Regions from separate parts of the Homo sapiens genome. Here region 1 is linked to region 2. A link is an interaction called in ENCODE POLR2A ChIA-PET data of the cell type or tissue named here. Cell type or tissue: GM12878. All regions are shown on one strand. Links, peaks and the distances in the headings refer to the core of each region. The heading gives the core; the rest is flanking DNA. Region 1 has its middle 28 kb from the start of FBXW11. Region 2 overlaps FBXW11 (F-box and WD repeat domain containing 11).

Evidence for each region. ChIA-PET counts read pairs that join two places held together with the same protein. Peaks named below come from ENCODE experiments on the same cell type or tissue, not always from the same donor. Only the 100,000 strongest peaks of a DNase experiment are listed, where the experiment ranks them.
Region 1: POLR2A ChIA-PET joins it to region 2 with 5 read pairs; 2 of 35 experiments call an interaction of 5 or more read pairs at or near these places.

Annotation. Positions count from the first base shown.
Region 1 is chr5:172,032,814-172,037,205 of GRCh38, reverse strand. No RefSeq gene overlaps it. Among named protein-coding and RNA genes, the nearest start is that of FBXW11, 28 kb to the right of the region's middle. RefSeq lists a silencer at 1,953-2,022. In GM12878, for the core only: no CTCF peak of the experiment used is centred there; a DNase peak (open chromatin) is centred at 1,965; H3K27ac peaks cover 253 bases.
Region 2 is chr5:171,969,097-171,973,488 of GRCh38, reverse strand. The region is part of intron 1 of FBXW11 (F-box and WD repeat domain containing 11); the gene reads left to right. Among named protein-coding and RNA genes, the nearest start is that of FBXW11, 35 kb to the left of the region's middle. In GM12878, for the core only: no CTCF peak of the experiment used is centred there; no DNase peak of the experiment used is centred there; H3K27ac peaks cover 40 bases.

The DNA.
Region 1 (4,392 bases), core at 175-4,174, 64 kb before region 2:
CCACCTCGGCCTCCCAAAGTGCTGGGATTACAGGTGTGAGCCACAGCGCCTGGCCAGAAACATCGTTTTAAGTGGCTAATTAACCCACCACCCTATGAATGTTTATTATCTACTTAATCAGTACTATACAGTTAGGGATTCTGGCTATTTTCTGGTTTTTCATTAGGAATCTTATTCTTTCATGTGACTACATATCTTCTGTGCTAGGTAAAACCATTTCCCTCTACCTTGATGATTAAAAAAAAAATTATCTGGCAAATCTCATACCTTTTCCAAAATCACTTTGTAAAGTCTAGTTACCACGTTTTACTTTCACATTGATGTAAAACTTTTTCTCGGCTGGGTGCGGAAGCTCACGCCTGTAATCCCAGCACTTTGGGAGGCCAAGGCAGGCAGATCACCTGAGGTCAGGAGTTCGAGACCAGCCTGACTAATGTGGTGAAACCCTGTCTCTACTAAAAATACAATAATTAGCTGGGTGTGGTGGTGGGCGCCTGTAGTCCCAGCTACTTGGGAGGTGGAGACAGGAGAACTGCTGGAACTTGGGCAGCGGAGGTTGCAGTGAGCCGAGATCGTGCCATTGCACTCCAGCCTGGGTGACAAAAGCTAGACTCCATCTCAAAAATAAATAAATAAATAAATAAATAAAATAAAATAAAATAAAACTTTTTCTCAGGCTAGGCATGGTGGCTCATGCCAATAATCCCAGCACATTGGAAGGCCAAGGCGAGTGGGTCCCTTGAGCTCAGGAGTTTGAGACCAGCCTGGGCAACATGATGAAACTCTGTTTCTACAAGAAATGCAAAAAATTAGCTGGGCGTGGTGGCACACACTTGTTGTCTTAGCTACTCAGGAGGCTGAGGTGGGAGGATAGCTTGAGCCAGGGTGGTGGAGGTTGCAGTGAGCCAAGATCACTCCATTGCACTCCAACCTGGGTGACAGAACGAGACCCTGTCTCAAAAAAATAACCTCCTTCTCACCCAGCTCAAGCTTAAACTAAACTTAGAAGCTCATAGTGACAAAGACCGGTGTGGTTGGGACAATTCTCACCAAATGCACCATTTGGATCCTCTACATTTCTGGCCTCCCTGCAGTCAGGCAAGTCCTGGTGACCCATTCTGCCTAATGACATGATTGTCACACCTATGGTGAAGCACACTAAAAAGCCAAGTGCAGGCCGGGTGCTGTGGCTCACGCCTGTAATCCCAGCACTTTGGGAGGCCGAGGCGGGTGGATCACGAGGTCAGGAGATCGAGACCATCCTGGCTAACACGGTGAAACCCCGTCTCTACTAAAAATACAAAAAAAAAAAATTAGCTGGGCGTGGTGGTGGGCGCCTGTAGTCCCAGCTACTCGGGAGGCTGAGGCAGGAGAATGGCATGAACCTGGGAGGCGGAGCTTGCAGTGAGCCGAGATCGCGCCACTGCACTCCAGCCTGGGCGGCAGAGCTAGACTCCATCTCAAAAAAAAAAAAAAAAAAAAAAAAAGAAAAGCCAAGCGCGACCCTCTGGTCTCTCTCTTCCTATTAAAGCACACGAGGAGGCTGTGGATTTTAGATGGTGCAGAACAAGACAGCAGAACCTCCAACAACTTTACCCCTGGTGACCATGGAGAGCAGGGCCCCTCACAATCCACACAGGACACAAGGCATAAGCAAAAGGTAAACTGAATGGGGGTAAGCTGCTGAGATTTTAGGGTTGTTACCACAGCTGTAACTTAACCTAGCCTATTCTAATGTAGTTTGTGTCTTCACCGTTTCTGCCACTTTGCTCTTCTCCTCCAGGGTCAGAGGAGTGAAAAGAGAGTTGGGGAGGAAAAATAACAAGCACATAGTGGATACTGTTTGGGCTCCACCCAGATCCCCTTTTATGGTTTCTGTTTGCCTCGCCCCAGTTCCTGAGGCTTTTGCTTCTAACCGTCCACACCTGAGGCTCTCTTTAAAGGCCTGCTCTTGGCTACTGGAGTCAGAGTCAGAAGTGCCTGAGAATTTACATCCACCCACCCTGAGATGGGTGGGTCTCAGCCAGTGACTGGCTGGTGTGGGAGTATGAAAGCCCAGCTCCCTTGCAACAAGTCAGGACAAACTCTGAGGCATAATTTATATTCTGAAATTCCCCTGTGGGATCAGGCTGAAACTACCCACCCACAGGACTTTGCTTGAGACTGCACCCTTGCTTTGCATTTTCCCTCCATTATCCTCCTTCACCTATTCATTTTCCAATTTCTCCCGGGAGCATTTCCTTAATAGATCACTTGCACACAAGTTCTCATTTCATATTCTGCTTCTGAATAACCCTACTTAAGACATTTGGAACTGGTAATTGTCCTAGGAAATGGACTCTAAGGATGAGATTTGGAATTCAATCACTTGCTGGCCAGATGGCAATAAGGACCCTATTACTGATCATAAGGGAAGTGTTGTTAGTGCCTGGTATGCTATATCGTTGCCATTAGTGAAATATGTACCTGTGGAAAATTAGAATTGAATACAGCTGGAAGGGGTCGCATTGGCTTGTACAATTCAGAGGAAGCAATAATTTAAGGGACTGCAGAATTCGTTTATTGTTGCTGGATGCTGTTGATGCATGAGAGAAAATGACAGGCTCAGGTGAGACAGTTACCAGTTTAAGGCAAGATGTGAAGTCAGAAGTCCTCTTCAGCAGCATTTAAAAAGATTGTTGGCTGGGCGTAGTGGCTCACGCCTGTAATCCCAACACTTTGGGAGGCTAAGGCAGGCAGATCACCTGAGGTCAGGAGTTTGAGACCAGCCTGGCCAACATGGTAAAACCCCATCTCTACTAAAGATACAAAAATTAGCTGGGCATGGTTGCAGGCACCTGTAATCCCAGCTACTCGGGAGGTTGAGGTAGAAGAATCGCTTGGACCTGGGAGACGGAGATTGCAGTGAGCTGAGATGGCGCCACTGCACTCCAGCCTGGGTGACGGAGCAAGACTCCATCTCAAAAAAAAAAAAAAAAAAAAAAAAAAAGACTGCCATATACTGTAGCTGGAAAGCGAACTGTGCTGAAGACCGGGCATAGGACTGTATTGTATTGTAAGAGTAGCAGAACTTCAGCAATGGCTAACTCTGTAGTCCCAGTGAGTTTTCTCCATGAAAATCAGGCCCCTGATAGGGGAGAAATGGAACCCTGAGACTTCGATGGGGATACCTGGGAAGATGCACTTGAGAACATTTAACTCTTAGATTCCCTTGAACATTCTGGGCAAATGTTTGCCCTTGTTAGAGGACAACAGCAGCCCCCTCCTTGCAGAAACTGTGCAGGGGCCTGAACTGAGGCAGATAACCTGCAAAACAATATCTGCCTTCCTCAAGATCTTTCCCCACACCCCTCCTGGACAGTAGGCAAACAACTAGGGCTAAGTCTCAGCATGACCCACCTGGGGAAGTGCTGGTTCTGCTAAGGGTAGAAAAGGATTATTCACCAAAGGATCTGTAGGAACAGACTAGTATGTACTAGCAAGAATACGGGGTGCTTGCTTACAAATGTACCTTGAGGATGCTGAAACAGAAATTGGGGTGGTAGAATATTTATCTGGCTAAAGGAGTGTTTGCTGATATGAGGATTCTCTTCCACAACGCAATATTTAACAGCCTGACAAGGGGCCTTGAAGTTATAATTAACAGAGGAAGAGTGTTTAGGTACTTGGAAAAAATAATGGCCTGTGTTATATGAGGTAATATGCTGAAACTACCATGACAGAGTGCTGAAAAGGAGATCAAAAGTTCCAAAACTAAAGCACCATCAAAGACTCATCATTAGAGTAGGGATTCTACAGGTCAGGCATGAATGTAGTCCTGACCCAGGTCTTTCTTACAATGGGTCTGTAAGACTTCACAGATAATACTTGTTAATCATTTTCTTGATGATACGGTTTGGCTGTGTCCTCACCCAAATCTCATCTTGAATTGTAGTTCCCATAATCCCCACGTGTCATGGGAGGGACCTGGTGGGAGGTAATTGAATGATGGGGACAGTTACTCCCCTGTTGTTCTCATGATAGTGAGTTCTTAAGAGATCCGATGGTTTTATAAGGGGCTTTGCCCCCTTTGCTTGGCACTCCTCCTTGTGAAGAAGGACGTGTGCCATGTGAAGTCCAGGCATAGGACTGTATTGTATTGTAAGAGTAGCAGAACTTCAGCAGTGGGTAACTTTGTAGTCCCAGTAAGTTTTCTCCATGAAAATCAGGCCCCTGATAGGGAAGAAATGGAACCCTGAGACTTGGATGGGGATTCCTGCGAAGATGCACTTGAGAACCAAGTGAAGCCATGTGAAGAAGAACGTATTTGCTTCCCCTTCTGCCATGATTCTAAGTTTCCTGAGGCTTCCCTAGCCCCGTGGAACTGTGAGGCAATTAAATTTCTTTCTGTTA
Region 2 (4,392 bases), core at 233-4,232:
ACTCAGGTACATTGTAGGATGCCCTCTATTGGAATTTGTCTTTAGCTTTCCTCAAATTATTGCATTAGCTTGTCTTTTGAATTCAGGATCCAGACTTAGGTCACAGATTGCTTATAGTGAATAGTTTCTTATATCTCTTTGAATCTATAAAAATCGCCTCTCCCATCTTTTTTTCCTTGCCATTTATTTATTGAAGAAGCTAGGTTGCTTATTTGTTCTGTATAACTTCCCACTTTCTGGGTGTTGCAGATTATGTTCTCATTTGGTCTACATATTTTGTTCCTCTTTGTATTTCTTATAAATTTTAGCTAGATCAGAGGCTGGTTAGATTCAAGTTCAGTGTGTTTTTGCCTCAATTAAAAAACAGAATGAAATAAAACCCAAAACAAACCTGTGATCTTTCCACTGTGCCACAGTACTCTCTCTTTTGTGATATTCTGTATTCTTTCCAAGTAAGTGGTCCTTGAAAGCACAGTACTTCTGTGCATATGCGTTCTTCTGAGTTAAAGCCTACACAGTTTATTTATGATAGATGGTGAAGCAATAACCTGGCTGCTGGAATGTCCACAGGTGGTTGTTAGTTTGCCAAAGTCAATGATGACACATTTCATGGCACTAACAACTGGTATTAAAGTTTTAGTCCTGGCCAGGCACGGTGGCTCACGCCTGTAATCCCAGCACTTTGGGAGGCCGAGGTGGGTGGATCACCTGAGGTCAGGAGTTCAAGACCAGCCTGGCCAACATGGGGAAACCCCATCTCTACTAAAAATACAAAAATTAGCTAGGTGTGGTGGTGGGCGCCTGTAATCCCAGCTACTTGGGAGGCTGAGGCAGGAGAATCACTTGAAGCCAGGAAGCGGAGGTTGCAGTGAGCCAAGATCGCGTCATTGCACTCCAGCCTGGGTGACAGAGTGAGGCTCTGTCTCAAAAAAAAAAAAGTTTTAGTCCTATAGTTTTAACTTTTTTTTTTTTTTTTTTTTTTTTTTATGAGACAGAGTCTCACTCTGTTGCCCAGGGTGGAGTGCAGTGGCATGATCTTGGCTCACTGTAGCCTTGACCTCCGGGGCTCAAGCGATCCTCCTACTTCAGCTTCCCTAGTAGCTGGGACCAGAGGTGTGCGCCACCACACCCGGCTTATTTATTTATTTATTTATTTATTTATTTATTTATTTTTGTAGAGACGAGGTCTCATTGTGTTGACCAGGCTGGTCTCAAACTCCTGGGCTCAAGCAATTCTCCTGCCTCAGCCTCCCCAAATTCTGGGATTACAGGTGTGAGCTGTCCAGACTGGAATGCAGTAACAGTTTCGGCTAACTGCAGCCTCGACTTCCCAGGCTCATGTGATTTTCCCACCTCAGCCTTCAGAGTAGCTGTGCTACAGGTGTACACCACCACGCCCAGCTAAATTTTTGTATCTTTTGTAGAGACAGGGTTTCACCGTGTTGCCCAGGCTGGTCTCAAACTCCTGGGCTCAAGCAATTCTCCTGTGTCAGCCTCCCAAAATTCTGGGATTACAGGTGTGAGCTGTCCAGGCTGGAATGCAATAACACAATCTCGGCTCACTGCAGCCTCGACTTCCCAGGCTCAGGTGATTTTCCCACCTCAGCCTTCTGAGTAGCTGGTGCTACAGTTGTACACCACCAGGCCCAGCTAATTTTTTGTATCTTTTGTAGAGATAAGGTTTCACTGTGTTGCCCAAGCTGGTGTTGAACTCCTGTGCTCAAGCAGTCCACCCTCCTTGGCCTGCCAAAGTGTTGGGATTACAGGTGTGAGCCACCATGCCCAGCCTCCCTATAGTTGTTAATTTTCAACTTTTCCCTTTTTCTCAGTTCAAAAATGTAATAAATTTTTTTTTTTCCTCCTCACTGCCTGCAAAAACGTAATGACTTTTGCTGCTGGTAACATATACAGAAACCTTAGTTTATTTCAGAAAAAGGATTTGAGTGATTACAGTGACATATACAGTGTAGGAAGATTAAAAACAAAATAAGTGGGAAAATGAAGATGAAAGGAAAAATAGGACAAAAAGATGAAGTCAGGGGTAAAGTTACATACAACGCATGGAAAAAGGGTCTTAAAGGAGGGGCACAGATGAGACTCTGCTTGTAATAGTAGTACTCTGTTTCTGCAGTAGTTTATAAGACTTTTGTAACCTTAGATGATAAATATATTCCTTTGTGAGAAGTTCCAGAGTGTTGTTTTCTGTCCATATTCATGTGTACACATGCAAAAAGCATCTGTAAACCTATAGATTGACTTTATTGTTGCAGGTGTTAAGCCATAACTATCTGCTGTTAAGACTGGGTGCTTTCAAGTGGTGTGTACTGACAGCACAGTGTGAGAGATTTAGAGGAACTAGACTAGAAAAATATTTTAAGAACATGGACAAAATGGTCTATAAAGTCTGTAAGGTCCCTTTCAGCTCCAGCATTTAGCGAAATTCCTTGCTTCAAGTCGTGAGAACTCCCCTTTTCCAGTTGCCTGCAGGATTCAAACAATGTGAAGGGAATCAAAGACATCCTTGCTGTGCAGCAAGCAGCAGGAGTCCCTTACTCTAAGGCTGTCCTAGCCCCTGCCTGAAAGACAAATTAATTTCTTAGAGCCCAGTGGACTGTAAGGCACACATTTTATTTTTATTTGAAACCAAGGTCAGCTTAGGATATAAGAACAATGAACTATATGAAGAAGAGCAAGTGTAAACTTTACTGTAAAATTAAGGGATGATAAAATGTGCCACTTTATTATCTTTGACAACTCGCTTTTCATGCTGTTCTTAGCTAAAGAAGCAAAATTTTTATTACCATTGTTTTCCAAATCTCTGTGTGGGCGTATGTATATAAAATTAAAACACTACTAACTTGGAACATGTATTTATTTGGTGTAGGGGCCTGTTAAGTCTTTGAAAATAAATGTTGTATGTATTCAAGAAATGAGTAGTGTTTATAAAATAGTAGAGGGCTTGTTTAAATGATGTAAGGTTTGAATTTGTATTAGTTTGTTCTCATACTGCATAAAGAGCTACCCGAGACTGGGTGGTTTATAAATATTAAGAAAAGAGGTTTAATTGGCTCACAGTTCTGCATGGCTGGGAGGCCTCAGGAAACTTAGAAGCATGGTGGAAGGGGAAGCAGGCATGTCTTACATGGTGGCAGGTGAGAGAGGAGGAACTGTCAAACACTCATAAAACCATCAGATCTCCTGAGAACTCACTCACTATACCAAGAACAGAATGGGGGAGACTGCCTCCATGATCCAGTCACCTCCCACCAAGTCCCTCCTTCGAGGGATTACAATGGGAGATGAGATTTGGGTGGGGACATGAAGCCAAAACATAGCAGAATTCAAAAGATTTTTTAACAGGGCCAACTTTTATTCTGCAGGTACTTTTTCAGAGCTCTCAATGAGACAAGTAGCATGTTAGATGGACTTTCAAAGTCTTTGGAAGTGTTAAGTCTACAAAAGATGTTAAAAATACCACTAATTAAGCCAGGCGTGGTTGCTCATTCCTGTAATACCAGCACTTTGGGAGGCTGAGGTGGGCAGATCACTGGAGGCCAGGAGTTTGAGACCAGCCTGGCCAACACAGTGAAACCCCGTCTCTACTGAAAATAGAAAAAATTAGCTGGGTGTGGTGGTGCACACCTGTAATCCCAGCTCTACTCGGGAGGCTGAGGCATGAGAATCACTTGAACCTGGGAGGCAGAGGTTGCAGTGAGCCGAAATCATGCCAGTGTACTCCAGCCTGGGTGACAGAGCGCAATTTTGTCTGAAAAACAAAAACAAAAAAAGCTGCTAGTTAAGTTTTAATACTCTTGAAGGCAGTGGAACTGCATTTATTTAAAATGTTTCATACTTTAGGAATTTAGCCATCTTTTTCCGTTTAGCAAACCAGGAAATAATTTAAGCAATATGGCTTTATTTGCAGAAATAATTTTTAATACCAGAATATATAGTTTTGAGAATTTTTGTCTATCAAAGCATTTAGTATACTTGATGTTTAGTAAACTTTTTTAAATGACTAAGCAGTTTAAAATGAAAAAGATAAAATAGAAATATGATGTAGTCTGACTATAATTGGGTCAAACCTTTATTGAGAGAAGATACATTTCTCAGGTCATCTTCCAGAAAGTGGTATCTCTTCTTAGAAAAAAATGAGAATGTTCATTACATCAGGAGAAAAAGTTTTCCCTTCCATACATTCTTTTTTTTGGGGGGTGATGGGGGACAGAGTCTCGCTATGTTGCCCAGGCTAGAGCGCGGTGGCGTGATCTCAGCTTACTGCAACCTCTGCCTCCTGGGTTCACATGATTCTTCTGGCTCAGACTCCTGAGCACCTGGGGTTACAGGCATGTGCCACCACGCCTGGCTAATTTTTGTTTTTTTAGTAGAGAC